Linked DNA regions of Mus musculus: region 1 is linked to region 2. The links are chromatin loops, found by intact Hi-C in ENCODE. Cell type or tissue: heart. All regions are shown on one strand. Each heading gives the region's core, and the rest is flanking DNA. Links, peaks and the distances in the headings are about the cores only. Region 1 overlaps Atp10a (ATPase, class V, type 10A). Region 2 has its middle 200 kb from the start of Ube3a.

Region 1 (16,017 bases), core at 3,371-11,370, 280 kb before region 2:
TTCTTCAAGATGTATACACATTTTGGTTTTCATATTGATGTATTTTTTTCATTTTCATGATTAATATTGACATACTATAATTCTGAAATTTATGTATTTATTTCCTTTATTGAAAGTAAAAAGCCATAAGTCTTTGGTTCTAAATGTCCAACAACTGACAAGACAAGTGTCTCATAGCAGCATTACAATGCAAGTTCTCTGTATTTAAGTGTTTGTTTTTGCTTGCTTGTTTCTTTTGTTTTTAAGCCATAGAAAGATGAAGAATGAACCCAATCTTGATTTATATAAGAGTCACAGAAATATTTTACCCATTTGATAGATAGTAAATTGGAAGGAGTAGACTGCAGGAAAACTTAAATTAGAAGGGATTTTTATGTCTGTATTTCTTTAATAACCAATGACCTTGCCATTTCCACAGGGGAGGAGTGTGTCATCAGAGTCCAGTCAGGAGACAAGTCACACATGATTGCACCAGAGAAAGTCTATCAAGGACTTTTATGTGTTCTTGTGGTGGTAGTAATGGAGCACAGGATGCCTGTCTCACTGGCCAGGTATTCTGCTGTTGAAGCGAAAACTGCAGTGCCACACAGGAAGCAAATGTAATCTGGGATAAGGCTGATGGGTAGAGGAGTGGCTGTTGCAAGCATCAGGTCTAAGACAAAACACAGCCTTCTCTACTCAGGGCACTTCCATAGCCTATGGTGGTGGGGAGGGCTAATGAGGAACTGTAATTTTGGAACTCACTGGAAATGTACCACAGAGGATCATAGAGAGCTGCCAAGCTTGGATACCACGGGACCCTCTGATCACTGGCCACTGGGGAGGCTACACTATGTGTTCTTGAGGTGGACAGCCCTGGCAGCTGCAGTGAGCCATAATCAAGACAGGCAGATGCTTTCTAGACATTTGTGCCACGGAGCCCTAGCCTTTGAGCCTAGCTCAGAGAAGTTTTTCAGTTTTATTATCCTGAAATAAATCATGGAGAAAGTGACTAGTGACTTGAAGTGGCCCAAACAATGTCTTTCTCCACTTCCCCTACTCCTGAAACTTGGATTTAGTCATTTACTCCTCCACCTCCCACCAGTGCCCTCTACTGACAATGTAGAATTTAGCATCTCTCTTACACTGTCATTCATGTAAGATGAAGTGTTCATCTGTTGAGAGACTAACAAAGAGGTCTACCCGCTGATGCTTCTGTTAGGGCCTAATACTGGAGAAAGTAGCCATCTTCAGCAGTCAAGGATGTTTCTAGAAAGAGGACCTTGAACATAATCTGAATGTTAGAAGGAATATTAAGACACTAGCTCTCTGTGGCAGTCACACAGACCTACACACACCCTGAAGTGGAAATGTGTTTGTTCAGTGACGATGACTGAATAAAACTGAACATGGTCGAGGGGCTATAGAATGGGTAGGAGGTGATGGTCATGCCCCACTCAGACCTAATATATGGGTGAGGGTCCAGACTGGGCAGATGGCTCCATCATCAAGCTCTGTCAAAGGAAACTTAAGAGTTTTTGACTTAAAGAGAAATGTTTCATTTAAAACTTGGAATTTAATGATAGCATCCAAGAATTCAGAAAGGAATTCCAGTGTGAAAAATTACATTCCTATTTGCGCATCACATTTGTTATGGTCTCTTATAATGCCTTTGCCGTTGAGATCCAGTAAACACTATTTTTAAAATTTTTCATGCTCTAAAACAATGAATTCTATGAAATAATGATCATCTCATTGTGTTACCAGTGTGAAATAAATAAGGCAAATGCAGATACTCTACCTACCATATTTAAAACTGCTGGTCCAGGTGGAGCTGGAACAAGCAGGTACTGTCTGAACCATCAGGGAGGGGTCAGAAGCATTCAGGATTTCTCTGGGTTTTCCAACCATTCACACAGACCTGCAGGCCTAGCCTGAAGCTGTGTCAATTCCACTGAAGCCCAGGGAAGAAGTTCTAGCTCACCAGTAATAGTTGTATGCACAGCTCTGCAGAATAAGGTATTCTCTAAGCATTACAAGTCATATACAACTTTGCAGATGTTAACACAATTCAACAAATATTTATAGAGCATCTGTTAAGCATCAAAGGTGCATTAATCAAAACTAGAAGCATTTTCTTCTGGCATTCGTATTATCTATGTAAGGAAGTGAATGGGGTGGAAGGTGGAAATAAAACAGAAGTAGAGTCATGAAACTTGGGGGTGGGGGTGGGGGTGGGTTGGAATTTCAGATGATGGTGGGAAGAGGAGGGCAGGCCAGTCCAGAGGCTGCCTCTGTTGGAGAAGAGCCCTCTATGAGTGGTTTCTTTGTCAGTTGATTTACTAAAGCTATGTGTTCTGATGGTTTTTCTTAAGTGGATCTGCTGTCCCACTTGATAATAAGTTTCTGTTTATAAGTGGGTGTGATTGTATATGTTTTTACGTGTGTCTGTACACAAGAATGTGTGTACAGAAGTATGCACAAATATTTGCAGTACTTTTGTATTGTAGTATTAGAGAAGAGATCTGGTTATGTAGCTCAGGTTAACTTCAGGCTTGTGACCTTCCTGCGTTAGCTTCATTAAATGCTGAAATTACAGGCATGTGTTAGCACACCTGACTTGTATTACTTTTAAATTTACAGAATGGTAAATAATCTTTTCTGCACCGATAACGTGTTCTAGAAACAGTGGGTCTCTCAGATAATGATCTGAGGAACAGGGCCTGCAGTCTTGTCGTTGACACGCCTGCGGATGCAGGCTGTAGGTCAGTGTGCTCAGATTCTCCATCCACTGCAGAGTGGACTTAAGAACACTCTGCTCTTTGTTGAAGGGGCCCTTTCTGCTGTCATCTGTCTCTCAGTTGTTTTGTGAGCAAAGTGTCCTATGGGCAGAAACTTCTCCATGCCCATAGAACATAGCTGGGACCAGCTCACTGCATTTTACTTATAGCCATTGTTTCTGAGGTCTACAGGTGTACCTCTGCATTTCTCCACATGGTTTGTTTAGTTTGCATGTGGCCTCCAAGAGAAAAGCTATGTTTCAGTTCTCACTGTGGTGAGAGCGTGTCTTGGAGTGTCACCCATCCACAGGTAGATAGAGGAGGTGGAAGCTGTGAGATGGGGATGCAAAGCAGACCTTACAAGGCATGAAATTGACTTCAAGAAAAGCTGTCACCTACGCAGGTGTGGATGGAATTGTGCTATCTGACAGGATCAATCTGGGATTCAATAGTGAGATGAATTCAGAGCCTTCCACTTTATTTATGCTAATGAATGACTCATGTGCTGCAGAGTGACTTAAGGGCCCCTTGAGAATCTTAACTAATCTGAGACTGGGACAAATCTAAACTTCTCTAGCCCGTCAGATTCAGTAAAGCAATTTTTAGTCACTCATACTAAAGTGTATGTGTCAGAATGCCTTACTCCCCACTGTTCCTCACCTACTAAAGGCCAAGAAATGTGGGTGTCACTGACTGATGAGAAGTGGCCTCCCCTAAGCTCCAAAGTCAGTTACATGGAAATATCAGAGGAAAGGTTCATAGGTCTGGAATTGGCCCAGAGCCCTTTAAAGATATTCTCTCTGTGTCTTTGTCTTTGTCTCTGTCTCTGTCTCTCTATCTCTGTCTGTCTCTCCATCTCCGTCTCCGTCTCTGTCTCTGTCTCTCTCCTTCACTAGTGGACACTTAGGGTGTATGAAGCCCTGAGATCAACAACCAGTAATTCAATATGCTTCCCACTTCCACTCCAAAGATTCAACTAAGTGAAAATGTCGAATTTAAACTTTGTCTTCGAGTTAAAAGAACAAATAGTTCTTGTTTACCTGGCGTGACTGACTTTCATCAGTGGCACCTGTCATGGGCTGAAAGTAAGCTTTTCATTGTGTGGAGAGAAAGGCTAACTTAGGTCAACTTCAAAGGCTTACACATCTACGTTTGTTTTGGACAAAACATCAAATGGTTGGTTGGTTTGCTCATCCGGCCTTTATCAAGTACGAGGAGCCTTGACCACCAAGCAGGAAATTCTCCAGAGTAGACTCTGAAGCCTGTGTTTTTTCCTTGGCTCAGGAGATCCTATGTACTGTGGACTGTTGTCATTTCCCTTAGAAAGGCTGGAACGGGATTTTTCAGGGTCAGAGTCTAAGACTGTTAAAGCATCAGAAATCAAAGCCCCCCCCCCCCTTTTGGTGGAGGGGGTGGGAAAGAGAATCTGGAGTTCTCGCTCATCCTCAGCCCCATAGTGAATTTGAGGCTAGCCTGGGCTCCTTGTCTTTCACTGAAACACATGATTAAGATAACCAAATAGGCTTATTTGATTTATCATTTAGGAGGAGTCAGTTCATGAGCTATTGGTTGAGTAGATGCAGTAGGAGCACAGACTGAACAAACTCACTCACACATGGCCAGAAAGAGAAGAGGGAGAGGAAGGGGTCAGTGGTCCCATTGTTCCCCAGTGACTTCTCCCAACTGGCCCAATGTCTTATAGATTCTATCAGGTTCCAATGGCATCACTGTAACATCTAGGGGATACGTACAGTCTACACTGTGACATTTTCTGATAAAGTGGCAAGATACCTTCACCCTTTAGCAGTGCCAGCTATACTCCCTTCACCCACTGGGTGCTGCACCCTTTCCCAGGTGTGCACTGACATTTTAATTTTTTACTTATACTGAAAATACAATACATTTCATACAATATATCCAGATTATGGCTTTACTTCCGCCTACGTCTCCCAGTTCCTCCCTATCTTTCCTCCCACCCAGACTCAGACCCTCGCAGATCCTTGGTAGAAAACAAACAAGCATATAAAGAACAATAACAAAATACAATAAGCTAAAACAAAGCAAACCAGTAGGGATAGCACAAAACGGGGGAAAAAAGACCCAAAGAAAAAGCACAAGAGGATGCAGAGGCACAGGTTTGCATACACGCAATCCCATGGAGACATAAAGTGGGAAGCCAAAACTATATATGCAAAGGACCTATAAAGGTTTTTTTGTTGTTGTTGTTGTTGGTTATTTTATTTTATTTTTTAAAAAGATGCTCTGACTCAACATTATGAGACAAAGACCCTCCCCAAATGCCACTGAACTCATTTTTGTTGGCTGTCTACTTCTGAGCATGGGGCCTGCCCTTAAGAGTGTTTTGTTTCTTCAGTGAGACTCCCTTTGAGAAAAACTAATTTTTTTCAAATAGTTGGAGATAGATTTTGGGTCAGTAATGTGTACATTTCTCTTTTCAGCTCTGGGAGCCCACCTGGTGCGGACCCATGCAGGCCCTGTGCACGCTGCCGCAGTCTCTGAGTTTTTATGCGCATCTCTTGTGCTGTGCTTGGAAGGCCATATTTCCTTGTTCTCCATTCACTTTGGCTCACACACTTTCCACCTCCTCTTCCACCAAGTTCCATGAGCCTTGAGATTTGTTGTTGAGGGATTTGTTGGAGGCATCCCATTTATTGTGGAGGATTTCAAGGTCTCTTATTCTCTGCATATTTTCTGGCTCTGGGTTTCTGTATTCATTCCCATTTGCTAAAGGAGAAAGCGTCTCTGATGGCTGAGCAAGGCACTGATCTTACTCATAGATTCCCATGGGACTCTATTAACCAGCAACTCAATTAGATGTAGCCAAGTCCAGACTGGGAACTTTCTTTGGTAATGAGACATGTTCAGTTGGACTCTCTCCCGCCTATTATTTGGTGATATCATTTAAATCTCCATTATATATTTATATACAGTAGGAAGCTTCTACTATATTAGGATTCTCTATGAGCCCTCACATGGCCCTTAGTTTTAGCATCCCTCTCTGTATTTCCTCTCTTGCTCTCTCTTTCCTCCTTCCCCCATTTGATCTTCCCATTTCACTCCCCCATCTACAAGTCCATCCTTAACTATCTATTCTTATTCCTAGGAAGATACAGCCTTCCTCTCTACCTCCTTACTCTGTACCTAGCCTCAGTGATTATATGGTTTGTAATTTATCAATGACTTAACAACTAGCATCCACATATAGGAGGATGCATACTATATTTGTCTTTCTGGGTCTAGGTTAGCTCACTCAGGATGATTTTTCTAGTAACATGTATTTACCCATGAATTTCATGATTTCATTTTTAAACAGTGAGTGTAATAGTCCCTTGTGTAAATGTATCTCATTTTCTTTATCCTTTCATCTATTGATGGACATCTAGTTTTCTTCTAGTTTCTAGCTATTATGAGGAGAGCCACAAAAAAACAAAACAAAACAAAAAGTTAAAAAAAAAAAAAAAACAAAAACCAAAAGGAAACCATGGTTGAGCAAGTGTTTTTTGCAACAGAATGAAAGTTCCTTTGAGTATATACTCAAGAGTAGTATGGCTGGATCTTGAGGTAAACCCTTTCCCAGCTTCCAGAGGAACCTCCAGCCTGAGTTCCCTAGTTGCTGTACAAGTTTGGATGAATACTCTCCTTACTCTACATTGCTGCCTGCATGACTTGCTATTTCTTATATTGATCTTGGCCATTCTGTCTGATGTGAGATGAAATCTCAAAAGTGTTTTGATTTACACTTCCCTGATGACCAACGATGTTAACCATTTCTTTAAGGGTTTCTCAGTCATTTGAATTTCTCCTTTTGAGATTTCTGTTTAGATCTATACACTATTTTTAAATTTGGTTGTTTTCTTGATGTTCAGGTTTTTTTTTTTTTGAGTTCTTTATATATTTTGGATATTGATCCTCTGTAGAAGGTGGAGTTGGTAAAAAATGTGTAGCCTGTACCTTTGAATGGTGGTGTCCTTTGGTGTACGTAGCTTTTTAGTTTCACTAACACATTAACTGTTGATCTGAGTACATATGCGAATGGAATTCTGTTCAGGAAGTCTTTTCTTGTGCTAATGACTTCAAGACTATTGTACATTTTGGTCCTCTGGAACCTAAGTGCTGCCAACTCTTTCAACATAGACTAAGCAACATAGAAACTCACCCGTTAAGTCTTAACAGAAAATGTCCAGCGGAATGGAGGAGAAAGGCAGCTTGTGTCTTGCCAAGAGAAAGTGATGCCTCATATGAAGGTATGAATGATACTCTTGGCTCATATCCCAGCTTCTAGACCGCAGGGCCCAGCACTGCTCAGTCATCTCTGCTCATTTTCACTTTCGGTCTGGAGGAGCTAGGAGTAGAGACACCTGCTGACGTGTTTCAGCTGCCAGATCTAAGGGTTTTTACAGCTCTAGTTATGGGCAGCATAGCTGAGGTCTCCTACACACATATTTTAGACTACTAAAATCAAGAATTACACATTCTGGAACTTAAACCTGAATTTATTTTCTCAGTCCTGGAGACTGGACGTTAGGGGTCAAGGTAGGGTTGGCTAGGGCTTGGTAGGGTTGGCTCCATCTGAGCTGCTCTCTTCAGTTTGTGGGTAGCCATTTCTTTAGTCTTCACTGGTTCTTTCCTCTGTGACCTCATCTCCTGTCTTTATAAGGAGACAGTCACAATGGGTCAGGGCCTACTCTAACACTCCATTTTAACTCACATCTTCAAAGGCTTGTTCCATGTATACAGTCATATTTGGTAGTTCTGCATAGGACTTTGAAAGAGGCACAATTCAACCATCAGTGTATTTTCAGAGGGAACTTTACTCCATGTGCAGTGTCAGTCACATTGGTCATCTCCATGAGCTCATTCAAGCTCACTCTGCTCCCAGAGGTGGAAAGTGCCTTTTCTTGATGAATTTCCGGCCGGAAAAATCAGCAATAGTAGAAGAGAACCTTGGCTCAGTAATATATGGCTCCATTCTTCCAGAAAGCTGACTGTCTGTGTATTAATGTGCTAATTACTAAAATCTGGGAATGACAGGGCATCATAAGGAGCCAGAATCTGTGATGGAACAATATTCAGAACTTGTGCTACATGGATTTATTTGTTTGTTTGTTTTTAGAGATGTGTTAAATGTCAAGCTATTAGTTGCCAAGACAGAAGAATCTTTTTCCTCAAGTTTTTTGTTTTTTTTTTTTCTTTTTTTTTTTTTTCTGTAGAAATAGTGAAAGAACACCTTTCAACCCCTGGCTAGAATATACTTTTTATTATAGGATTTCCTTGAGGGAAGACTAATTTCCACTGGAAGAGATATCTTGTGTTTCCCAAGTTGGTGTTTGTTTTACATTACAAAAAGAGCCGGGCCTTGGTTTGCTTTGTTCCCACAGTTAATGAAAAAATAGCAAGCACAGATCTGCTGAGAGTCCGTTTAGAAGCCTGACCTTGTGTTGGAGGTGGGCAGGGTGCTGCTGGACTGGAGGAGTGGGGCACATCTATGGCTTGGGCCCCTGCTTTTCTGCCGCATTATAAGCCTGTATTTCTAAGACTGCATCTGTGAAATAACTGCATCAGAAAGCATGAGCACTGTTTTAAGCAAAGGGAACAATTTTCCTCTGATTGCACTGTCCACCCAATGTCCTCAGTTAACTGTGGCACGAGCACTGGGAAAGGTTTAGTTCTGACCTCTCTCCACTCTCCTGGGCTGGGTCTTGACTGACAGCGTTTTATTAGTGGTCTAGTCACTTCCCGATCAAGCTCAGTCCTGCCTCTGAAGTCTCTCTGACCCTGTGTGTTCAGGTACACGTTCCCTGAAATGGTGGCCACTGTTTACCTGTACACACGAGCTACTGCTAGTGCAATCAGAACGTGATCCTCACCAGGACCCAGCAGGCTTATTGAGTCCATGTAGCAGGACTCAATGAGCCTGCTCTTGCTCCTTCGCCTGCTTGCTGCGTGAGACTGAGTATCTGCTAGACTTCCATTCACAGCTGCGACTGAACCATTGTTGGGAATTGGGCTGCCAACTGTAAGTCATCAATAAATTCCTTTACTATTTAGAGACTATCCATAAATTCTGTGACTCTAGAGAAACCTGACTAATACAGAGTAATAGTAGAATAGACCTTTTGACCCACTATTGTGAGGTAGGTCATGTCCTAAGATTTCCCTGGGTTCTAAAGGGTCCATGCTTGAAGCACTGTGTGGTTGCTTCTTTGTCTTCCGAGCGAGGATCTAGGTTTAGAGAGGTCTCACTTTTTAGTCACACAGCAAGCCCAGCATTGAGGCTCCAGAGACTGTCTACCTCATGTGCCTTCTGCTTCCTACCTGCGTTATTTCATACACACACACACACGCTGTGTCTGGCCTGTCCTGCAGTTTGAACACAAAAGCTTGGCTCCTTCCGTTGCCTTCCCAAGCTGCTACATTACGCTGTGTAGTCTCAGTCTCTGCAGTCCATGCTTTGCAGCAGCAGCTGCCAGGATGTCATTCCTAAATAATAGCTCTGACCTTGGAACTCTGGCTCAAGAATTTCACTAGAAAGACACACTTTGAGCTCTCTGGTGAAATAGAGGAATGGATCCCTAGACCAGAGCAAATGGCAGGTTATTTGATTACCGTGCACAAAGAAAACAGCCTAAGGAGAACCTATGCGTGCCGAGAATCCAGGAAGAGCAAAATGTCTATGCATATACATATCTTTACACACAATACTACACTATGGGGCTCACTTAGGGGCCGTTGGTTTGAAAGGGAGTCTGCACTAAATTGGAATATTGACAAAACCCTTGCTAGATTATTTCTGAAATACTTTTCTTTGGTTGATGCATTGTGACTTGATGCCTCACTAAGTGACAGCTCTGATCCCCAACCTAGCTGTTCTCCTAGTGGTTTGGCAGAGGCATTGTGACCCTTTGCAGTTAAGCACACAGAGTGAGCTCCAGGATTGCAGGATAATGAATGGAGCCTGAGCTCCAGGAGTCTGCTTCCGTGACAGATGTGGAAGCTGGGCTTCCTTCCTAACACACATGGGACGGGGTCCATAAGGAGACCTTTTGAGGTTGAAGGGGATTGGATGGTTGAGGTGCTCCATATGACCTGTGCACAGCACAATACATATTCAGGAAAGGTAAATGTAGCTGTCATTTGGACAGAGTAGGATGAGAAGTAGCTGCTCTGCTATAGAAAGACCTATAGTGTACGAGAGCCCACACTGAACAATGGTATGCATTGGGGCTCTTCAGACTTTATGGTGATGTGGCTGTGGTTTGGAGAAAGCGATGGCCCCTGCTGTGCATTTTATTCCCCCCTTTCGTCTCTCTTGCTAGCCTGAGAAGTTGACAGAGCAGGGCTGGTGTGGGGGGAGAGTGGGAGGAGGATAGGAGCATCTAGAAGTAGGCTAAAGTGGCCCATGTCTACATATAGCTCTAAAAGGTTTCTTCCCTCTCTCAGATTCTTGAGCACTTTAGAAGGTAGTCCTGTAGTAGACACTGAAAAAACAAAAATCAAAGGCCAAACTCTTTTTGCTTGAGGTAAGAAACCTGAGTTGTTAGGCAGAATGGAATCAGACCAAAGCCTTCTTATAATGCTGAGACCAAAACATCAAAAAACTAGAGGCCTTGAGCTCCTGGCCTACACTTACACCACAGAGATGTTTTGTAGAATGTTTGGATCTTAAGTGCTTAGCACTGGACACCCAACACTCTCCTTCTTGGCTGTCAGAAGAAAACCTGTGGTTCTAAGAGTAGAGGAACTGGGCCAGTGGACTAGATACCCGCTGTTGGAGCCCTGTCCCTTGTATTGTGCATTTAAGGCCACGCCTTCTGTGGCTTGGGGCTGCCTGTCTTTCTGCCTCTTCCTGTTGGCTCACTGGAAAAGCATGGAAAGAAGGCATTGATAGAACCTAAGGAGGAGCCTGGCTGGATGACATTTGACCTTAGGTGAGCTGGTATAGCAGCCATTGTAAGCTGTGAGATCTGTCTCCTGCACCAGTTAGGTTTTGATCCAGAGAAGTGATTTAATCTCTCTGGGCTTCTGTTTTAATACATGCAAAATGGGGCTCTCATGTTTGTGTCACTCACCCTCAACACAATATTAGTGGGCATTAAGCACTCCTGTCATGGAAACATCATTTTACAAAGGAACTGCCCACTGGCTGTCACCATGAGAGAAAACTTGAACTTGCAGGTGAAGTAACAGAGGGAAAAAAAAAGATCTACCCTATCAGTGAACATCACCATCTGTGCAGGCAGGTTTTGCTCCTGTGACAAAGGGACTCCTCAGCCCAAGAAGAAAAAGCAGACTCCTACAAGTCTAGGTATTAGATGAGACCTGGCCAGGCCTGTGGATCCTTGCTCAGTAGGACTTTTGAGCAGGAGATGGTTGAATCACACTGGATGCTCCCTTGCTTAGTAATCCACTAGTATCTTGGCTCCTGTGCATAGCTCAGGACAGCATCTTTGCAGTGAGGGTCATGTTGACAGATGTGGTTTCCATGTTTATTGCCTCATTTTCTAGACACTACTGAAATAGCCACCCCTCTGTTCTTGCCTTCCAATTCCTTCCATAATTCACTAAGACACTTTTGTTTAAAACACACACTCTCAGACTATACTTTACAAAACAAAGTGCTTTTGAAAAGCTTTCTTTCAACCTACGCTTTAAAAGCTTTCTATACAAGTGTCTTTAGGGATGCTTTGTTCATGCTGTTTATTAATTGATCCATGTAGGAAGAACCTCGTGCTATGCAACTGTATTCTTTGAAGCACAAGGAGCCTGTTTGCTGGGGTGAACGATCTTAGAACGGATGCTGCAGGACTAGCTCTAGTTGTGTTGCTGTATCCTAGTCACAAACCTGCAGCCAGAATTCTGTCCAGTTTCCTTGGGGAGGACAGACACACATAGCAACTGTGTTTAACTTGGCCACTCACTCAAACTTACTCATGCAGTCAACCCTCACATGCGTGCCATTGGTGTCCAGTGGTGTTTTTCTTGGCTACAGTATGAGAAGTTAAAGGGGAAAAGGTGTTTTGAAACTCCAGTTGAGGGCTCTGGTGGGAGGACCATTCTGCCAGAGATGCCTTTAGAGGCCCACTATCATCTTGGTAGACCTCCCACCCTAACCCTAAATGTAGTGGGAGTGGAAAAGGGTAGAATGATACACTGCTTAGGGGCAATGGAGCTGGGCAGTAGGTGGGGCTGAGTGAAGCCTGGCTATAACATGGTTATAACATAGCTTTGAGGTTTTGGTCAAATCAGTTCTCACCCAGATTCATGGACATGGTAGGACCACAAGATCTCTTGAGTCCCCCTCTGCCCTCTTCCACTATGTAGTACATTTTTTTTGAAAAAATTGCAAAGACCTTGCAATGGATGCTATCAATTAGGAACAAAGAGAATGAGTGTGCACCTGTGCCCCAGTTATCACAGCCTTCCAACCTCTGTGATCACTGTGTGCTTACCATCTGACTCTAAATTTGCCCTTAGCAGCTGGCAGGTGTGAGGTTGTGAGTGGCTCTGTTTTACAAAGGCAATCAACACACAAGAATATAAGGTTCACTTGTGAGAGAGATGCAGCCAAAGGCATGCTCTTTCTGCACACTACATTCATAGGTCCAGCTTCCTCAGGAAAGAAGAGACTCAGCACTAAAGGGTGAAGATTTCAGTTGAACCCTGGTTTGTTATTGCAATATAATGATTTTATTCCATCCTTCTGTAGGAAGGCTATGGGGCTGATCAGGATTTCTTGTTTTACGACTACTGCACCAAAATACTCTGGCAAAAGAAACTTAAGGGAGAACCATATTTAGCTCATAGTTCCAAGTTAAGAACCCGTCATGGCAGGGAGGTCACATTAGGTCTGTAGTCAGAAGAAGAAATCAGTGCATATATACATATTAGTGCTCAGGTTGTTTTCTATATTCTATAATCACCCAGGATTATAGAACTGCCTGTGGAATGGTGCCACTCACAGTGGGCATGTCTTTCCACCTCAATTAATTAAGATAATTCCCCTTAGACATGGTCAGAGTCCCATGTTTCTCTAGTGGACAGTTTACCCTAACTAACACAGCTATCTACCTTGGGACTGGTTGGAGCTCTTGGTGCTACTGCAATGTTGTAAATGACTGTGAGAGAAAAGAGTGAAAACTTTTTCCAGGAGAAAGGGCCTGGATGGTATCAACTGCTGTCACACAGTAAGGGCTTTGGTGGCACTCAAAGTAAGGGTTGGATTTTTGCCAGTTCGAACATCTTATCAGATCCTCTGTCAGTGAAGGAAGACCCAAGTACCTCTGTCTGCAGAATTTTCTCTGTGTCCTAGTTAGCTCCACCATGCATGTTCTGCTCTCTCTGTTCCACATGGACTGGACCTTCCTCATGAGCCTTGTCTTCCCTGTAACCCTTACTTGGGGGCTCTCCCTGTCATCCTGTTGTCAGTGCTCACCCCACAGAAGGATTTCAGTGTGTGTTCCACCTCACAGCCAAGGAAGGTGGTTTAACTGTCAGGGGACCAGTGCATGAGAGACCTGGGCTTTCAGTTGGATTTGTCTGGCTGTTTTGTCCTTTGTCCTCACAGTTAATCAGTGGTTTCCAGTCTTTCCTGTCATGTATCTCAACCTGAAAAAGGCTTGAGTGTTTATTTCCTTATAAATTAGATTATGCATGTTAGGTTGAAATGTTTTGCAATTTTCTGTTATTCTTGGGATCTAATCCTGGTCTTTATACGTGAGAGACAAACTGTCCATGCACGCTCAACCTCCATTAGTAGGTCAGAATACTAGTATTCAGCTTGAGAATTCCTAGTCAAAAATCTAAAATTCTCCAGAACCTAAGTGTTTTTGATGATATCACTGACATAATGATATCATGTTTTATAAAATTTTGTTTCATGAACAAAATTATTTTTTTTAAAAAATTATAAAAGTGCTTCAGACTATAACTTATATATAAAATGTAATGAATTTTGTTTTTAGATTTGGGCATGCCCTCAAGATATATCATAATGTATATGTAAGTATCCCAAAATAAAAAAGAAATCACAACTGAAAAAAATCTCTGGCCCTAAACACTTATAATTTGCCATATTTTATGTCCATCATGAAGGTGAAAAGGGAGAAAGATTTAAGGATAAGGTTTAAAATAAGTGTCAACAGAGGCCTACCCCTTGTTGCTTCTCCCTGATAATTGAGCTGCCACTAGCTGTATATATATACCCTTTGCAGGTCCTTGGATGGATGTGCAGGTAATAGTTTCCACTAGTCACACATTACTAGAGCCTACTCTTACATGTGTATGACCAAGGAGGCTGGACAATCAGAATTCCAGTGCTAAGACTCTGGACAAAATAGACCTTACATTTGAGTACAGTAGGACTCTTCGAACTTAAACTCTAACTCCCTTTCCTGTGCTTTAGTTTCTTATGTTTTTTTTTTTTCTTGCTTTGGTCTACATGTCTTGGTGGAGTTCATGTGATTGATGGCTGTAGGTTTGACAGGAGGGCTCCCCATTAGCTCTATGTTCAGCAGTACTCAAGCACCCCTTGTCTGTCTTGTGAGGATCAAGGCAGGACCACTCTCGTCCCATAGACAGTGAATGGATGTCTGGGAAGCATTGAGAGTGTAGGCTGAGTAGACTTGCTATCTGATTCTGGTCCCCTTGTAGCACAAAGAGGGTTCCTTCCATTTGTTCATTTTAATCCTCACAAGGGTTAGGAATTTCGCAAGAATGCCTGTGGCTGGCCAATTGAGCACTGTTTTAATCATCTTGTGCAGGAAAAGTTACTGAAGCCTGTTTGGCTCAAGTGCTGATCTTAGCAGTGTGTTTTCTGTAGGTGTGAGTGAAAGATGAGAGTGGCTGAAGGGTACATCAGCACCAGACAGCAGGGTTCTTCCACTTCCCAATGGGACACTGAAGGGAATGAGAGAGATAAGTAAGAGAAAGGAATGGTGACAGAGAGGGAATTAAAGTCTTGTTTGTCCCTAAGTGGGGCCAGTTACGTGGTCTATGTGGCCCAGTTGCCTTGTATGTCTACATCAGTTAAACAATATTGCCTGTGCTGTCCTCAGAATCAGAGACAGATTAAGGTACAGTTTGTCATAGCTGAATATCTTTCCTGAAAGTTCTACTGAAAACCTGCTCAACTTAATATGCTGGTGGTGTTTGGAGGTGAGGTCTCAGGGATGTAATCAGAATTAAATCCGGTCATAAAATAGAGCTTCCATATGATGTTTGTGGCATTATAAGAATAAGAAGATTGTCTTGGAACATTATGCCTCCTAGTATACTATGAAGGAACAAGGAGGTTCTTACTAGATGTGGGTTCTATGATGTTGGACTTTCCAGTTTCCTACCATGTCCCATGTTTTGCTATAGTAATTGAAAGGGACATAGCTTTTGTTCAGTGTAAAATTAGTACAGTTGTGAGTAGTTAGTTGTGAGTAGTTTGTTCTAAGGTCCTAGTGGGAAACAAGCAGAGGAAGATGAGGAGTTTATATGACTTGAGTGGGGGAGGGTTTGAGTCAATGAAAGGCAGATTGGAGCAACTCTTATAAAGAAGAACATTTAATTGGGACTGGCTTACAGTGTCAGGAGTTTAGTCCATTGTCATCATAGCAGGATGGATGGTAGCCTGCAGGCAGACATGAGCTAGATGATCAGAGAGTTCTACATCTTGATATGAAGGCAGCCAGGAAGAGATTGGGAGACTGTGTTCCACATTGGATAGATCTTGAGCACAGCAGACCTCACAGCGCCCCCTCACAGATGACTCATTTATTCCAACAATGCTACACAAACCCTAACAAGGCCACATCGCCTAGAAGTGCCACTCCCTATGGGCCAAGCATTCAAACACATGTGTCTGTTGGGGCCAAACCTATTCAAACCACCACACCCAGTGTGGGGAGGAATAAGGAAAGTTTGAGTGTCCTAAAAGTGAGTCCTGAGCTGAAGTGAAGGGAGTTGCCGCCAACTGGAACCTTGCTGTCATCTGGAGTTAATCAGCTTTGCCAGTTGCTAATACCCTGAACCTAATAAACAGATGCTATATTTATTAGCTGGAATAAAAAAAAAAAGGAAGCCCAGTTGCACTGACAGTCATTTCATTAAATTTACACAGCCAGGCTGTGAATGCTTTTAATCCAAGCACTTGAGAGGCAGAGGAAGGTGAATCCCTGAGTTTGAGCCCAGCTTAGTCTACAGAGTAAATTCCAAGACTACAGCCAATGCTACACAGCGAAACCCTCTTTTG
Region 2 (16,017 bases), core at 3,910-11,909:
ATTCAGTAGCAGGCGTGCCCAGGCCATTATTGTGTCTCCTAGCAATCTGTACTTTCCAGGCTACACGCCATGGACCCATTCCACCTCCACCTCTTCTCGAGTATGCACATGTTTTCTCTACTTACACATCCTGTCAAGGAAACTTAAGATTTTCATTCCTATCCTGTCTTTAGAGATGATTTGTTTTGTACTGCCATCAAATTATGGTGTGCTCTATTCAGATATGAACAATCGATATAGCCCTCAATCTTGTCAGAAGTTTGCTAATTATTAATATATGATAGACAGAATCTCCTGAAGCCTTTAACAGTTTACTCCCACAAGGTCTCAGAAGATTTGGGCACAGCTTTAAGATTCTGCCTGGATTGTTATATGATGATCACTGATAACCACAGTGGACAAAACTAGATACCCTGAGTCAAATGACTTATCTAAATCAAGGCAAGCCATTTCTCATGCCACACGTATTCACTCCACAGAGAAAAAAACACTGTGTCTTCTGCACTTGGAAGCCAGACTGACTCTGCCCAAGTTACCACAGAGACCACAGGAAGCTGTTGGATAATGGACTCTGTCATTTTATAAATAATATATGACTGCTAATTGTTTATTCCTCCCCAGATTTCTGACTGCATTGATGACTAAGATAACTGTAGCTTAACAGCTAGAAAAAGCTTTTACAGAAATAATCTGTTACTTCTTTACCATTGATTAAATACTTCACCTTTCCTCTTCTTGTTATGTCACTGTGCTAACATTATCTGAGTTCCTAAAGACTGTACATGTTATTAACTCATTTTGTTATGTCTTTTGTAAACTTAGAAGCTACAGGAAACCCACTTAGATCTACCTCTCATGGGCCAAATAGACTCCATCTGCCTAAAGTTTCCACTTACTACCTATTCCAAAGAACGGGATTCCTCTGGGTTTCAAATGCACATATTAAGAAAAATTTTTCTTTCTTCTAAATGTACTTAATCTTTATCTATAATAAATATAAATGTATGTTTCAGAATATTGTCAAGTCCAGGTGCTTACTATATCTAGAACAGCTCCAGAGAAGTAACCTCCAGATGTGCCAATCTCTTCTCACAGACACAGACACAGACACTTCTACTGGATCTGTTACTTCTGACCTTTCCTCAGATGGCTTTACAGACCCTTGACAGCAAGAAATCAGTCAACTCTCCTAAGACTGGACAAACATTCCCCATATCCATTGTTCTAGGTTACCTAGAGACATGTCACCCCCGATGCCAGCATGAAGTAGCCAGATATCATGACAACCCTATTCCTGCTCTACCATCACCCCTTTATAGTTTTTTTCTTTTTTAATTAAACCAAAACTGTGGAATGTTAGCATTCTGTCTAAACTCCACCTCACAGTTACCTGGCAACAGCCAGATAGGCCTGACCAACTATAAAAAGGGCTGCTTACCCCCTCCTCACTCTCTTGCCCTCTTGGTCTCTTGCTCCTCCCTTGCTCTTTCCCTGTTTCCCTTACCTCTTCTTTCCCAGTTATCCCCCCCCCCCAGCCATGAGCTCATGACCAGCCTCTCCTCCTCCTCCTCCTCCTCCTCCTCCTCCTTCTTCTTCCCCCCCCCCCCTCTCTCTCTCTCTCTCTCTCTCTCTCTCTCCCTCTACTACCCTCTTAACTTCACTCCCCATGCCCTGAATAAACTCTATTTTATACTATACCATCATGTGGATGGTCCCTCGGGGGAAGGGATGCCTTAGCATGGGTTTGGCTAGGCACCCCCTTCCCCCATACTGTACAATGCCTCCATAAAAAATATTCCCCCTCTATCTTTTAATAAACACATCACCTGGCACCTTGAATTCTCTCACAATAGTGGGCTATAATTGGAAATTGTGAGCAAAGTTTCCCTTACAAAAGAAACTAAGATAATATCAAATCAAGAGGTTCAAGAACTGGTCATTTTTATTAACTAGAAAGGGCCATATGAAAAAGAAATCTGTCGAAATGATTTCAATGATGAATGTCCTGTTGAAGTAAACTCAAGATAAAAAGAATTAAAATTGGAAACAGTATCTATGCTATCAAAGAATTCTATACTCAAGTAGTCTGCTCCCATGAAGTCATTAAAGAAATTATTCTACAGAAGACCAAGGAGAAAGAAGTGGGTCTTTTTTATCTACAACCAATGGTATCTACACTCTCCTAAATGTCTGTACATGCATCACAAAGGCCAGTGCTCCTTTCATTGGTGCTGCTATGAATTAATTATAGGTAGATGGAAGTAATGACTTCAAAATATTTATCTCATTTACTGTCAATATAAATGCTCATGAGGAAGATACATGCAAAATAATTTTTAAAGTAGAGAATGTTTAAACTATCACAATGTAGGTATTAGAAACAATGCCCTGGACCATCTTGCGCAAGAACTCAGTGGGGGGTCCCAAAGTCCCCAGAGGACTCTCCATACTGCAGGCATCCTAGCACACCCAGGATCTTGAGATCACTGGTGAGTGGAATGCAACATCAGTTCCAAAAAACCTGGAGGATCTTGTGCCAGCAGGAACTGGGACAAAGGAAACCCTCCAAACCAGAAGCTGGGATTTGTTCTTGTGGTTCCAGCCCCACCTACAATTTCCAAATAGACTAGACCAGAAAAGAAATTCCTTTCAACACATAATAATCAGAACAACAAATGCACTAAATAAAGACAGAATATTAAAAGCAACAAGGGAAAAAGATCAAGTAACATATAAAGGCAGACCTATTAGAATTAAACCAGACTTCTCACCAGAGACTATGAAAGGCAGAAGATCCTGGACAGATGTTATACAGACCCTAAGAGAACACAAATGCCAGCCCAGGCTACTATACCCAGCAAAACTCTCAATTACCATGGATGGAGAAACCAAAGTATTCCATGACAAAACAAAATTCACACAATATCTTTCATGAATCCAGCCCTTCAAAGGATAATGAAGGGAAAACACTCACAAAAAGATGGAAACTACACCTTAGAAAAATCAAAAAAGTAATTCTTTAAAAAAAAAAAACTAAAAGAAGACAGCTACAAGAATAGACTCCCAACTCTAACAACAAAAATGACAGGAAGAAAAATTACTTTTCCTTAATATCTCTTAATATCAATGGACTCAATTCCCCAATAAAAAGATATAGGCTAACAGACTGGCTACTTAAACAGGACCCAACATTTTGCTGCATACAGGAAACCTACTTCAGTGACAAAGACAGACAATATCTCAGAGTAAAAGGTTGGAAAACAATTTTCCAAGAAAAAGGTCCCAAGAAACAAGCTGGAGTAGTCATTCTAATATCGAACAAAATTGACTTCCAATCCAAACTTATCAAAAAAGACAAGGAGGGGCACTTCATACTTATCAAGTTAAAATCTACCAAGATGAACTCTCAATTCTGAATATCTATGCTCCAAATGCAAGGGCAGCCACATTCATTAAGGAAACTTTAGTAAGCTCAAAGCACACATTGCACCTCACACAATAATAGTGGGAGACGTCAACACACCACTTTCATCAATGGACAGATCATGGAAACAGAAACTAAACAGGGACACAGTGAAACTAACAGAAGTTATTTAAAAAATGGATTTAACAGATATCTACAGAACATTTTATCCTAAAACAAAAGGATATAGCTGCTTCTCAGAACCTCATGGTACCTTCTCCAAAACTGACCATATAACCGGTCACAAAACAGGCCTCAACAGATACAAAAATATAGAAATTATCCTATGCTAGGGGAAATATGTCCTGCTTGGCTGGCCAAAGGGGATTTATATTTGGAAAGGAAGGTATCAAAATATCACTCTTTGCAGATAATATGATAGTATATATAAGTGACCCTAAAATTTTCACCAGAGGACTCTTAAACCTGATAAATAGTTTCAGTGCTGTAGCTGGATATAAAATAACTCAAACTAATCAGTGGCCTTTCTCTACACAAAGGATAAACAGGATGAGAAAGAAATAGGAAAACAACACACTTCACAATAGTTACAAATAATATAAAATAGCTTGGTGTAACTCTAACTAAAGAAGTGAAAGATCTGTATGATAAGAACTTCAAGTCTCTGATGAAAGAAATCAAATTAAATCTCAGAAGATGGAAAGATCTCCCATGCTCATGGACTGGCAGAATTAATATAGGAAAAATGGCCATCTTGCCCAAAGCAATCTACAGATTCAATGCAATCCCCATCAAAATTCCAACTCAATTCTTCACTGAATTAGAAAGGGCAATTTGCAAACTCATCTGGAATAACAAAAAACCTAGGATAGCAAAAACTATTCTCAACAATAAAAGAACTTCTGGGGAAATCACCATGCCTGACATCAAGCTGTACTACAGAGCAATTGTGATAAAAAAAAAAAAAAAAAAAAAAAACACAAAAAACTGCATGGTACTTGTATAGTGACTGATAGGTAGATCAATGGAATAGAATTGAAGGCCCAGAAATGAACCCACACAGCTATGGTCACCTGATCTTTGACAAGGGAGCTAAAACCATCCAGTGGAAAAAAGACAGCATTTCTAACAAATGGTGCTGGCTTAACTGGCAGTGATCATGTAGAAGAATGCAAATTCATCCATTCTTATCTCCTTGTACAAAGCTTAAGTTTAAGTGGATGAAGGAACTCCATGGGACACTAAAACTTATAGAGGAGAAAGTGGAGAAAAGCCTCAAAGATATGAGCCCAGGAAAAAATTCCTGAACAGAACAGCAATGGCTTTGGCTGTAAGATCGAGAATCCACAAATGGGACCTCATAAAACTGCTAAGTTTCTGTAAGGAAAAGACACTGTCAATAAGACAAAAAGGCCACCAACAGACTGGGAAAAGGTTTTTACCAATCCTAAATCAGATAGGGGACTAATATCCAATGTATAAAAGAGCTCAAGAAGCTGGACTCCAGAAAATCAAACAACCCCATTAAAAAAATGGGTTATAGGGCTAAGCAAAGAATTCTCAACTGAGGAATACCGAATGGCTGGGAAGCATCTGGAAACATGTTCAACATCCTTAATCATCAGGGAAACGCAAATCAAAAGAACCCTGAGATTCCACCTCACACCAGTCAAAAGGGCTAAGATCAAAATTTCAGGTGACAGAAGATGTTTTGAGGTTGTGTTGAAAGAGGAACACTCCTCCATTGCTGGTGGGATTGCAAGCTTGTACACACTCTGGAAATCAGTCTGGAGGTTCCTCAAAAAATTGGACATAGTACTACCAGAATATCCAGAAATACCACTCCTGGGCATATACCCAGAAGATGTTATAACTGGTAATAAGATCACATGCTCCACAATGTTCATATCAGCCTTATTTATAATAGCCAGAAATTGGAAAGAACCCAGATGTCCCTCAACAGAGGAATGGACACAGAAAATGTGGTACATTTACACAGTGGAGTACTACTCAGCTATTAAAAACAAAGAATTTATGAAATTCTTAAGGAAATGAATGGATCTGGAGGATATCATCCTGTGTGGGGTAACCCAATCACAAACGAACTCACATGATATGCACTGACTGATAAGTGGATGTTAGCCCAGAAACTTAGACTGCCCAAGATACAATTTGCAAAACACATGAAACTCAAGAAGAAGGAAGACCAAAGTGTAGTCACTTCGATCCTCCTTAGAATGGGGGAACAAAATACCCATGGAAGGAGTTACAGAGACAAAGTTTGGAGCTGAGACAGAAGGAAGGACCATGCAGAGACTGCCCCATCTGGGGATCCATACCATAATCAACCACCAAACACTGACACTATTGCATATACCAGGAAAATTGTGCTGACATGACCCTGATATAGCTGTCTCTTGTGAGGCTATGCCAGTTCCTGGCAAATATAGAAGTGGATGCTCACAGTCATCTATTGGATGGAACACAGGGTCCCCAATGGAGGAGCTAGAGAATGTACCCAAGGAGATGAAGAGCTCTGCAATCCTATAGGAAGAACAGCAATATGAACTAACAGATCTCATGTTTCTAGCTGCATATGTAGCAGAAGATTGCCTAGTTGGCCATCATTGGGAGGAGAAGCCCTTTGTCTTGCAAGAATTATATGCCCCAGTACAGGGGAATGCCTGGGCCAGGAAGCAGGAGTGTGTGGGTTGGGGAACAGAGCAGTAGGAGTGTATATGGAACTTTTGGGATAGTATTTGAAATGTAAATGAAGACCATACCTAATAAAAAATTGTTAAAAATAAACCAAAGCAAATTTTCAGTACTGGTGATTACATTGTAAATGGCAGTCTGGACTCAGCTCAGATTGGATTCTGACTTGGTGAACATTGGGATTGCTAGCAAATCAATTAAAGTTTACATTCAGTGTTCCTCAGAAACTTTATGAAGTTGATATCTATTTGTCAGGAAAAGCCCTTACTTCCCTTATATGCAACTACAGTCAACTACTTCCACAATGAGGTATCTAGTTTTTTATTAACTTAGCCAAGCTCATAGCAAATCATACTCCCCAGGCTATCTCCCAGGCTATCCTTGTTCACTGGCCCACCTCCCACTACTCTGACTCCCAGGATGCTCCAGCTCGCAGGATCCTTCCCACCATAATCTGTCTCTTTAAAACTGGCAAGGTTCTTCCCACTTTTTGACTATTCTCTCTGCCTGCCTCCAAAACATAGCCCTGGAAATTTGAATTTCCTAAATAAACTCTGAGTTCAGTAGTTTCACTGTGCCCTCACAGTGTGGTAGGGAGAAGACACTGGAACTGTTTGAACTCCATGTTTTTAATTGAGTAAAATACGTATTTCTTGTCAACAAAATCTAGGAAACAGTAGAAAAGAGTAATGATGATCTATATATACTCAAGCTCACAACTAAAAATGATGGTGTCCCTTTATTTGTTCCTTTCATTAATTATGTTACATTGATTTCTGAATTAAACAGATAATCTACTGATTTAAGAGGAGATCTTATCAAGAGATTCCATCAATAATAAGCATCACATTTTCAAAAGAGTTTAACTGCAAATTTTAATTTAAAAGTAGATTTGGGGAGAGAACACATTACCAGCAATGAAGGGCATCTGTACCCTGTGAACTCTTAACAAAGAATGGATGCCACAGGATGAGATGTTTATCATGTTCAGGAACTGGTTGTCAGATCTTTGGTGTTTTGCTAGGCCTAGAGTAAGACATCTGCTCACCTTGACTTAACCTGTTCTATTTTTGTTGTTTGAGACTATACAGTCTGGTACCTAAATAGAAAATACTGTGCTTTTCTTTCCAGTGATGGAGCTGATGGATTTTCTTTAAAATAGTCTTAATGGGATTTCTTTTTAATGCCCTCCCTAGTATATTCTGCATACTCAGATAGGATATGCAAGGGATAGTAACACAAATATAGACTTGAGTTATCAGATTCAGCCTTGGCTTTGCCGGCTGACTACATATGTTGAACTATTTTCTGCAGGGAAATAAAAGCAAGAGGAGTGAGGTGCTCATGACCACCCACTTTCTAAAGGCCTCACTTTTGTTGACTATATTGATGCTAACAGCATGGTTAATTTAGGGAATTTGGTATAATGCAGAGGATGGGAAACTAATTGGCCAATATGTGAGCAAAACGCCTACGGTCAGTGCTTTTCTAATAGCAGGAAGAAAGAAAAGAAATCAAAAGAAAAATCTAAGGGTTTCAGGCTTTTTTTAAATAAGAGAGACAAACGAACATCAGTGGTAGCACCATGGACAGTATTTTACAACAAGAGTCAATGAGATGAGAACACCACAATACTTTAAGCAATTCCAGGGAAATAGGCTTGGTAGCTATGGGGTAGTGAAGTTCACCAGCTCTCAGGCAAAAAAGAGATGTACCTTAAAGGCGCTAAATGCAGCTACTCCTGCATACTGAGAACCTACTGAGTTTGTACAGACTGAATCTTTAAATCTGGCCTAAGGCTTTCCCTGGGATGCCAGCCCATGCTACATAAGAACTGCAGGTTTCTTTTATTCTTACTCCAAGATAGTAAGAATATTTTCAAACTTAAGAAAAGAGTGACTAGTGGGGAGGCACTTAGCCTACAAACAAATAGGATGAAATAGGTTTATCTGTCATGCCCATTCTTTCCCTTTGAGAGAATGGTTTTCAAATACCTTACTAAAACAAGAGTATCTGTATCACATCTGAAATGTGAAATTAATGTATTTTAAAGACCTACTTAAAATTCTGTATCCATATAAAAATGTAAATAGAAGAGATTCTTCTTTTCTGTCAAGCAACACAGGCCTTATTATTCCTTGCTATCTAACTACAGCTAATTGAGAGGACCTTCATTTATTTCTGAAAGTTCAGGGATGATGAAAAATCACTGAGAAGCACCCGGAACACAGATTAGTAGGGAACAGACTATTAATAGATCTTTTGTATAGCTTCCTGCCTCTGAAAAATGCAAATATGTGCCTCACCCTTGAGTCACAGCTGGCTGATGATTTCATTCATCTACGCTGACTGTACCCAGCAATATACTAGACACTGACATTGCCTAGCAACAGCAATACAAGGAACTAGCTAGGAAACAAGGACATGATGTCAGAAAAAGGATGGGATGTGCTTAGTCACACAGACCACTTCCATTTTTCTGTCTTTGCCTGTGAGGTTCCTTGACTGCACTATAAATCTGATTCTATAAGGTCTACAACCCTCTGCTTCTCAGTGATTTTTTCATCATAGGAGAGTCTCCCACCTAGCCATGGGAGAATCTATTCTCTCAGTCAACTTCTACTAATTTTTACTATCCCATTCATATGTTGTACAGTTCATGCATTTTATTTTTACTTCTTTTCCCTCACATTTCCTGTCTTACATATTATTGGAAAGTTTTCTTTCTTCTCATGTGGCTCCAATTTGTTTAGAAACTGTACATGCTACTAATGTTCTCTGGAAGGTTACTGTTAAATGTTTAATATTGTTGGGAGTTAATCGATCTTGCCATTCTCAGCCACTAGCTTATAGGATTTTCAGAGTGTGTATTTCTTATTTTTTATATTGACACTTCTTAGTGTTTTACTTTTAACCCCTTACACCTACTCAGACCTTCTATTAATGCCATTATTTATAAATTAATACTGTGAAAACAAATTCCAGAAAAGGAGCTGTGCTATGCTACGAACCAAAACTCTTGGAAGGAATCTATATCTGGAGAGACTGACAGAACAATTGGAATTTCAGTGCTGTGTAGAAGGAATTTCACGGGTTCAGAGGCTAGTTACCTGGCCTGGGCTGTTTTAGGCCTTCTGGCACAGGGATTCACTGGCCCACTCTGTATTGGAACTAGCATCTTGTGGTAATTAATAAAAAACGAACTTTTTATAATCTATTAAATTAGAACACTAGCTTATTTTCTCCAATCCAAAAGCTAAGAATGTAAGCAAATAGCATCTTCCATCTACAGAATAGTGCCTGCCACTCTGATGTACCCACCAATATATTTTAAATTTGCCTTCATTTATGATTTTTTTGTTCTGTAAACATAAGAACCTCATGAAACTTCCTCCATGTTGGAACATAGAATTTAGGGTAATGTGAATCTGTGTGCTTGAGCTGTGATCACTCAAAATGGTTCTAAAATAAACTCTTTTTTATTTTATTTTATTTTTCTATTAATTTTTTTAATTAGGTATTTTCTTCACTTACATTTCCAGTGCTATCCCAAAAGTCCCCCATACCCTCCTACCCTACTCCCCTACCCACTCACTCCCACTTCTTGGCCCTGGCGTTCCCATATACTGAGGCATATAAAGTTTGCACGACCAATGGGCCTCTCTTTCCACTGATGGCCAACTAGGCCATCTTCTGATACATATGTAGCTAGAGACACCAGCTCCGGGGGGTACTGGTTAGTTCATATTGTTGTTCCACCTATAGAGTTGCAGATCCCCCCAGCTCCATGGGTACTTTCTCTAGCTCCTCCATTGGGGGACCCATAGCTAACTGTGAGTATTCACTTCTGTGTTTGCTAGGCCCCGGCATAGTCTCAAAAGAGACAGCTATATCTGGGTCCTTTCAGCAAAATCTTACTAGTGTATGCAATGGTGTCAGCGTTTGGAGGCTGATTATGGGATGGATCCCCGGATATGGCAGTCTCTAGATGGTCCGTCCTTTTCATTTCACCTCCAAACTCTGTCCCTATAACTCCTTCCATGAGTGTTTCATTCCCAATTTTAAGAAGGGGCAAAGTGTCCACACTTTGGTCTTCGTTCTTCTTCAGTTTCATGAGTTTCACAAATTGAATCTTATATCTAGGGAATTCTAAGTATCTGGGCTAGTATCCACTTATCAGTGAATACATATCACGTGAGTTCTTTTGTGATTGGATTACCTCACTCAGGATGATGCCCTCCAGGTCCATCCATTTGGCTAGGAATTTCATAAATTCATTCTTTTTAATAGCTGAGTAGTACTAAATTGTGTAAATGTACCACATTTTCTGTATCCATTCCTCTGTTGAGGGATATCTGGGTTCTTTCCAGCTTCTGGCTATTATAAATAAAGCTGCTATGAACATAGTGGAGCATGTGTCCTTCTTACCGGTTGGAACATCTTCTGGACATATGCCCAGGAGAGGTATTGCCGGATCCTCCAGTAGTACTATGTCCATATTTCTGAGGAACTGCCAGACTAATGTCCAGAGTGGTTGTACAAGCTTTCAATCCCACCAACAGTGGAGGAGTGTTCCTCTTTCTCCACATCCTCACCAGCATCTGCTGTCACCTGAATTTTTTATCTTAGCCATTCTGACTGTTGTGAGGTGGAATCTCAGGGTTGTTTTGATTTGCATTTCCCTGATGATTAAGGATGCTGAACATTTTTTCAGGTGCTTCTCAGCCTTTCATTATTCCTCAGGTCCGAATTCTTTGTTAAGTTCTGCTACCCATTTTTTAATGGGGTTATTTGATTTTCTGGAGTCCACCTTCTTGAGTTCTTTATAGATATTGGATATTAGTTCCCAATTTGATTTAGGATAGGTAAAGATCCTTTCCCAATCTATTGGTGGCCTTTTTGTCTTATTGACGGTGTCTTTTGTCTTACAGAAGCTTTGCAATTTTATGAGGTCCCATTTATCGATTCTCGATCATACAGCACAAGCCATTGCTGTTCTATTCAGGAATTTTTTCCCCTCTGCCCATGTCTTCCAGGCTTTTCCCCACTTTTTCCTCTATAAGTTTGACTGTCTCTGGTTTTATGTGGAGTTCCTTGATTCCCTTAGATTTGGCCTTAGTACACGGAGATAGGAATGGATCAATTCGCATTCTTCTACATAACTGCCAGTTGTGCCAGCACCATTTGTTGAAAATGCTGTCTTTTTGCACTGGATGGTTTTAGCTCCCTTGTCAAAGATCAAGTGACCATAGGTATGTGAGTTCATTTCTGGGTCTTCAGTTCTATTCCATTGGTCTACTTGTCTGTTGCTATACCAGTATCATGCAGTTTTTATCACAATTGCTCCGTAGTACAGCTTTAGGCCAGGCATGGTGATTCCACCAGAGGTTCTTTTATCCTTGAGAAGAGTTTTGCTATTCTAGGTTTTTTGTTGTTCCAAATGAATTTGCAGATTGCCCTTTCTAATTCATTGAAGAATTAAGTTGGAATTTTGATGGGGTTTGCATTGAATATGTAGATTGCTTTTTACAAGATAGCCATTTTTACTATATTGATCCTGCCAATCCATGAGCATGGGAGATCTTTAAATCTTCTGAGAGCTTCTTTAATTTCTTTCTTCAGAGACTTGAAGTTCTTATCATACAGATCTTTCACTACCTTAGTTAGAGTCACGCCAAAGTATTTTATATTATTTGTGACTATTGAGAAGGGTGTTGTTTCCCTAACTTCTATCTCAGCCTTTATCCTTTGTGTACAGAAAGGCCATTGACTTGTTTGAGTTAATTTTATATCCAGCCACTTCACTGAAGCTGTTTATCAGGCTTAGTAGTTCTCTGGTGGAATTTTTAGGGTAACTTATATATACTATCATATCATCTTCAAAAAGTGATATTTTGACTTCTTCCTTTACAATTTGTATTCCCTTGATCTCCTTTTCTTTTCGAATTGCTTTGGCTAGGACTTCAAGTACAATGTTGAATAGGTAGGGAGAAAGTGGGCAGCCTTGTCTAGTCCCTGATTTTAGTGGGAATGCTTCCAGCTTCTTACCATTTACTTTGATGTTGGCTACTGGTTTGCTGTAGATTGCTTTTATCATATTTATGTATGGGCCTTGAATTCCTGATCTTTCCAAGAATTTTATCATGAATGGGTGTTGGATTTTGTCAAAAACTTCCTCCACATCTAAAGAGATGATCATGTGGTTTTTCTCTTTGAGTTTGTTTATATAATGGATTACATTGATGGATTTCTGTATATTAAACCATCCCTCCAACCCTGGAATGAAACCTACTTGGTCAGGATGGATGATAGTTTTGATGTGTTCTTGGATTCTGTTATCGAGAATTTTATTGAGTATATTTTCATCGATATTCATAAGGGAAATTGGTCTGAAGTTCTCGATCTTTGTTGGGTCTTTCTGCGGTTTAGGTATCAGATTAATTGTGGCTTCAAAGAGTAAATTGGGTAGAGTACCTTCTGCTTCTATTTTTGAAATAGTTTGTGAAGAACTGGGATTAGATCTTCTTTGAAGGTCTTATAGAACTCTGCACTAAACCCATCTGGTCCTGGGCTTTATTTGGTTGTGAGACTATTAATGACTGCTTGTATTTCTTTAGGGGATATAGGACTGTTTAGATAATTAACCTGATCCTGGTTTAACTTTAATACCTGGTATCTGTCTAGAAATTTGTCCATTTCATCCAGGTTCTCCAGTTTTGTTGAGTATAGCCTTTTGTAGAAGGATCTGATGGTGTTTTGGATTTCTTCAGGATCTCTAGTTATGTCTCCCTTTTCATTTCTGATTTTGTTAATTAAGATTCTGTCCCTGTGTCCTCTAGTGAGTCTGGTAAAGGGTTTATCTGTGGGAAGCCGTTGCAGAGTGGCAGTTACAGAGTGGCAGTTACAGAGTGGCAGTTACAGAGTGGCAGTTACAGAGTGGCAGTTGCAGAGTGGCAGATGGTTACAGCTGGCCACCACACATACATAGCCAGTAAAGGTTCTTTTGCCAAGGTGAGGTTTTGAGAATTGACAAAAGTTAACCAATCAGATGAGAGACAAGTTAACCAATCAGATGAGAGACAAGTTAACCAATCAGATTGGAGACAAGTTAACCAATCAGATGAGAGAGAACGCCTGTCCTAGGCCTATAAAAGCAGCACCAGTTCTGGGCTCGAGGTCTTTTCGCCTCTACAATCAAGCTCTCCCAATAAACGTGTGCAGAAGGATCCTGTTGCAGCGTCATTCTTCCTGGCCAGTCGAGCGCACGCAAGATTTATCTACATGTTGATTTTCTCAAAGAACCAGCTCCTTATTTGTTTGATTCTTTGAATATTCTTCTTGTTTCCACTTGGTTGATTTCACCCCTGAGTTTGATTATTTCCAGCTATCCACTCCTCTTGAGTGCATTTGTTTCCTTTTGTTCTAGAGCTTTTAGGCGTCTTGTCAAGCTGCTTGTCTGTGCTCTCTCTGATTTCTTTTTTGAGGCACTCAAAGCTATGAGTTTTCCTCTTAGAAATGCTTTCATTGGGTCCCATAAGTTTGGGTATGTTGTGGCTTCATTTTCATTAAACTCTAAAATGTTTTTCGTTTCTTTCTTTTTTCCTTCCTTGACCAAGGTATCATTGAGAAGCGTGTTGTTCAGTTTCCACGTGAATGTTGGTTTTCTATTAGTTATGCTGTTATTGAAGATCAGCCTTATTCCATGGTGATCTGATAGGATATATGGGACAATTTCAATATTTGTATATGTGCTCAGGCCTATTTTGTGACCAATTATATGGTCAGTTTTGGAGACAGTACCATGAGGTGGTGAGAAGAAGCTATATCCTTTTGTCCTATTTTATAATATCCTATTATCCTATTTTAGGATAAAATGTTCTGTAGATATCTGTCAGATCCATTTGTTTCATTACTTCTGTTAGTTTCACTGTGTCCCTGTTTAGTTTCTGTTTCCATGATCTGTCCATTGATGAAAGTGATGTGTTGAAGTCTCCCACTATTATTGTTTGAGGTGCAATGTGTGCTTTGAGTTTTACTAAAGTTTCTTTAATGAATGTGGCTGCCTTTGCATTTGGAGCATAGATATTCAGAATTGAGAGTTCCTCTTGGAAGATTTTTACCTTTGATGAGAATGAAGTGTCCCTCCTTGTCTTTTTTGATAACTTTGGGTTGGAAGTCGATTTTATTCGATAGTAGAATGGTTACTCCAGCTTGTTTCTTCAGACCATTTGCTTGGAAAATTGTTTTCCAGCCTTTCACTCTGAGGTAGTGTCTGTCTTTTCCCCTGAGATGGGTTTCCTGTAAGCAGCAGAATGTTGGGTCCTGTTTATGTAGCCAGTCTGTTAGTCTCTGTCTTTTTATTGGGGAATTGAGTCCATTGATATTAATAGATATTAAGGAAAAGTAATTGTTGCTTCCTATTATTTTTGTTGTTAAGAGTTGGCATTCTGTTCTTGTGGCTGTCTTCTTTTAGGTTTGTTGAAGGATTACCTTCTTGCTTTTTCTAGGGCGTGGTTTCTGTCCTTGTATTAGGTTTTTTCTGTTTTTATCCTTTGAAGGGCTGGATTCGTGGAAACATAATGTGTGTATTTGGTTTTGTCATGGAATACTTTGGTTTCTCCATCTATGGTAATTGAAAGTTTGGCTGGGTATAGTAGCCTTGGCTTGCATTTGTGTTCTCTTAGTGTCTGTATATCATCTGTCCAGGATCTTTTGGCTTTCATAGTCTCTGGTGAAAAGTCTGGTGTAATTCTGATAAGCCTGCCTTTATATGCTACTTTACCCTTTTCCCTTACTGCTTTTAATATTCTCTCCTTATTTAGTGCATTTGCTATTCTGATTATTATGCGCCGGGAGGAATTTCTTTTCTGGTCCAGTCTATTTGGAGTTCTGTAGGCTTCTTGTATGTTCAGGGGCATCTCTTTCTTCAGGTTTGGGAAGTTTTCTTCTATAATTTTGTCGAAGATATTTGCTGGCCCTTTAAGTTGGAAATCTTCATTTTCATCTACTTCTATTATCCTTAGGTTTGGTCTTCTCATTGTGTCCTGGATTTCCTGGATGTTTTGAGTTAGGATTTTTTTGCATTTTTTATTTTCTTTGATTGTTGTGCTGATTTTCTTTATGGAATCTTCTGCACCTGAGATTCTCTCTTCCATCTATTGTATTCTGTTGATGATTCTCACATCTATGGTTCCAGATTTCTTTCCTAGGTTTTCTATCTCCAGCGTTGCCTCACTTTGGGTTTTCTTTATTGTGTCTTCTTCCCTTTTTAGGTCTTGTATGGTTTTGTTCATTTCCATCACCTTTTTGGATGTGTTTTCCTGTTTTTCTATAAGGATTTGTAAGTCTTTAGTAGTGTTCTCCTGTATTTCTTTAAGTGAGTTATTAAAGTCCTTCTTGATGTCCTCTACCATCAGTATGATATATGCTTTTAAATCCGGGTCTAGCTTAAGTTGTGTTGTGGTGCCCAGGACTGGTTGAGGTGGGAGTGCTGTGTTCTGATAATGGTAAGTGGTCTTGGTTTCTGTTAGTAAGATTCTTACGTTTACCTTTTGCCATCTTATAATCTCTGGAGTTAGTTGTTATAGTTGTCTCTGGTTTGAGTTTGTTCCTCTCGTGATTCTGTAAGCCTCTATCAGCAGACCTGGGAGACTAGCTCTCTCCTCTGAGTTTCAGTGGTCAGAGCACTCTCTGCAGGCAAGCTCTCCTCTTACAGGGAAGGTGCACAGATACCTGGTGTTTGGACCTCCCTCCTGGCAGAAGATGAAGGCCTGAAACAGGACCTGTTGCAGAAGCTGTGTTGCTTCTGTAGTCCACACTCTCACCTGCACAGACTAGACTCAGAGGTATCTGGGAACCAAGATGGCTCCCCCAGGTGC

What was found. Hi-C counts contacts between places; a loop is a spot of excess contacts. Peaks named below come from ENCODE experiments on the same cell type or tissue, not always from the same donor. Only the 100,000 strongest peaks of a DNase experiment are listed, where the experiment ranks them.
Region 1: a loop joins it to region 2, with 6 times the contacts of the local background. A loop is called at or near these places in 2 of 42 quality-filtered maps.

What each region holds. Positions count from the first base shown.
Region 1 is chr7:58,743,043-58,759,059 of GRCm38, forward strand. The region is part of intron 2 of Atp10a (ATPase, class V, type 10A); the gene reads left to right. Among named protein-coding and RNA genes, the nearest start is that of Gm39019, 20 kb to the left of the region's middle. In heart, for the core only: no CTCF peak of the experiment used is centred there; a DNase peak (open chromatin) is centred at 7,069.
Region 2 is chr7:59,019,136-59,035,152 of GRCm38, forward strand. No RefSeq gene overlaps it. Among named protein-coding and RNA genes, the nearest start is that of Ube3a, 200 kb to the right of the region's middle. In heart, for the core only: no CTCF peak of the experiment used is centred there; no DNase peak of the experiment used is centred there.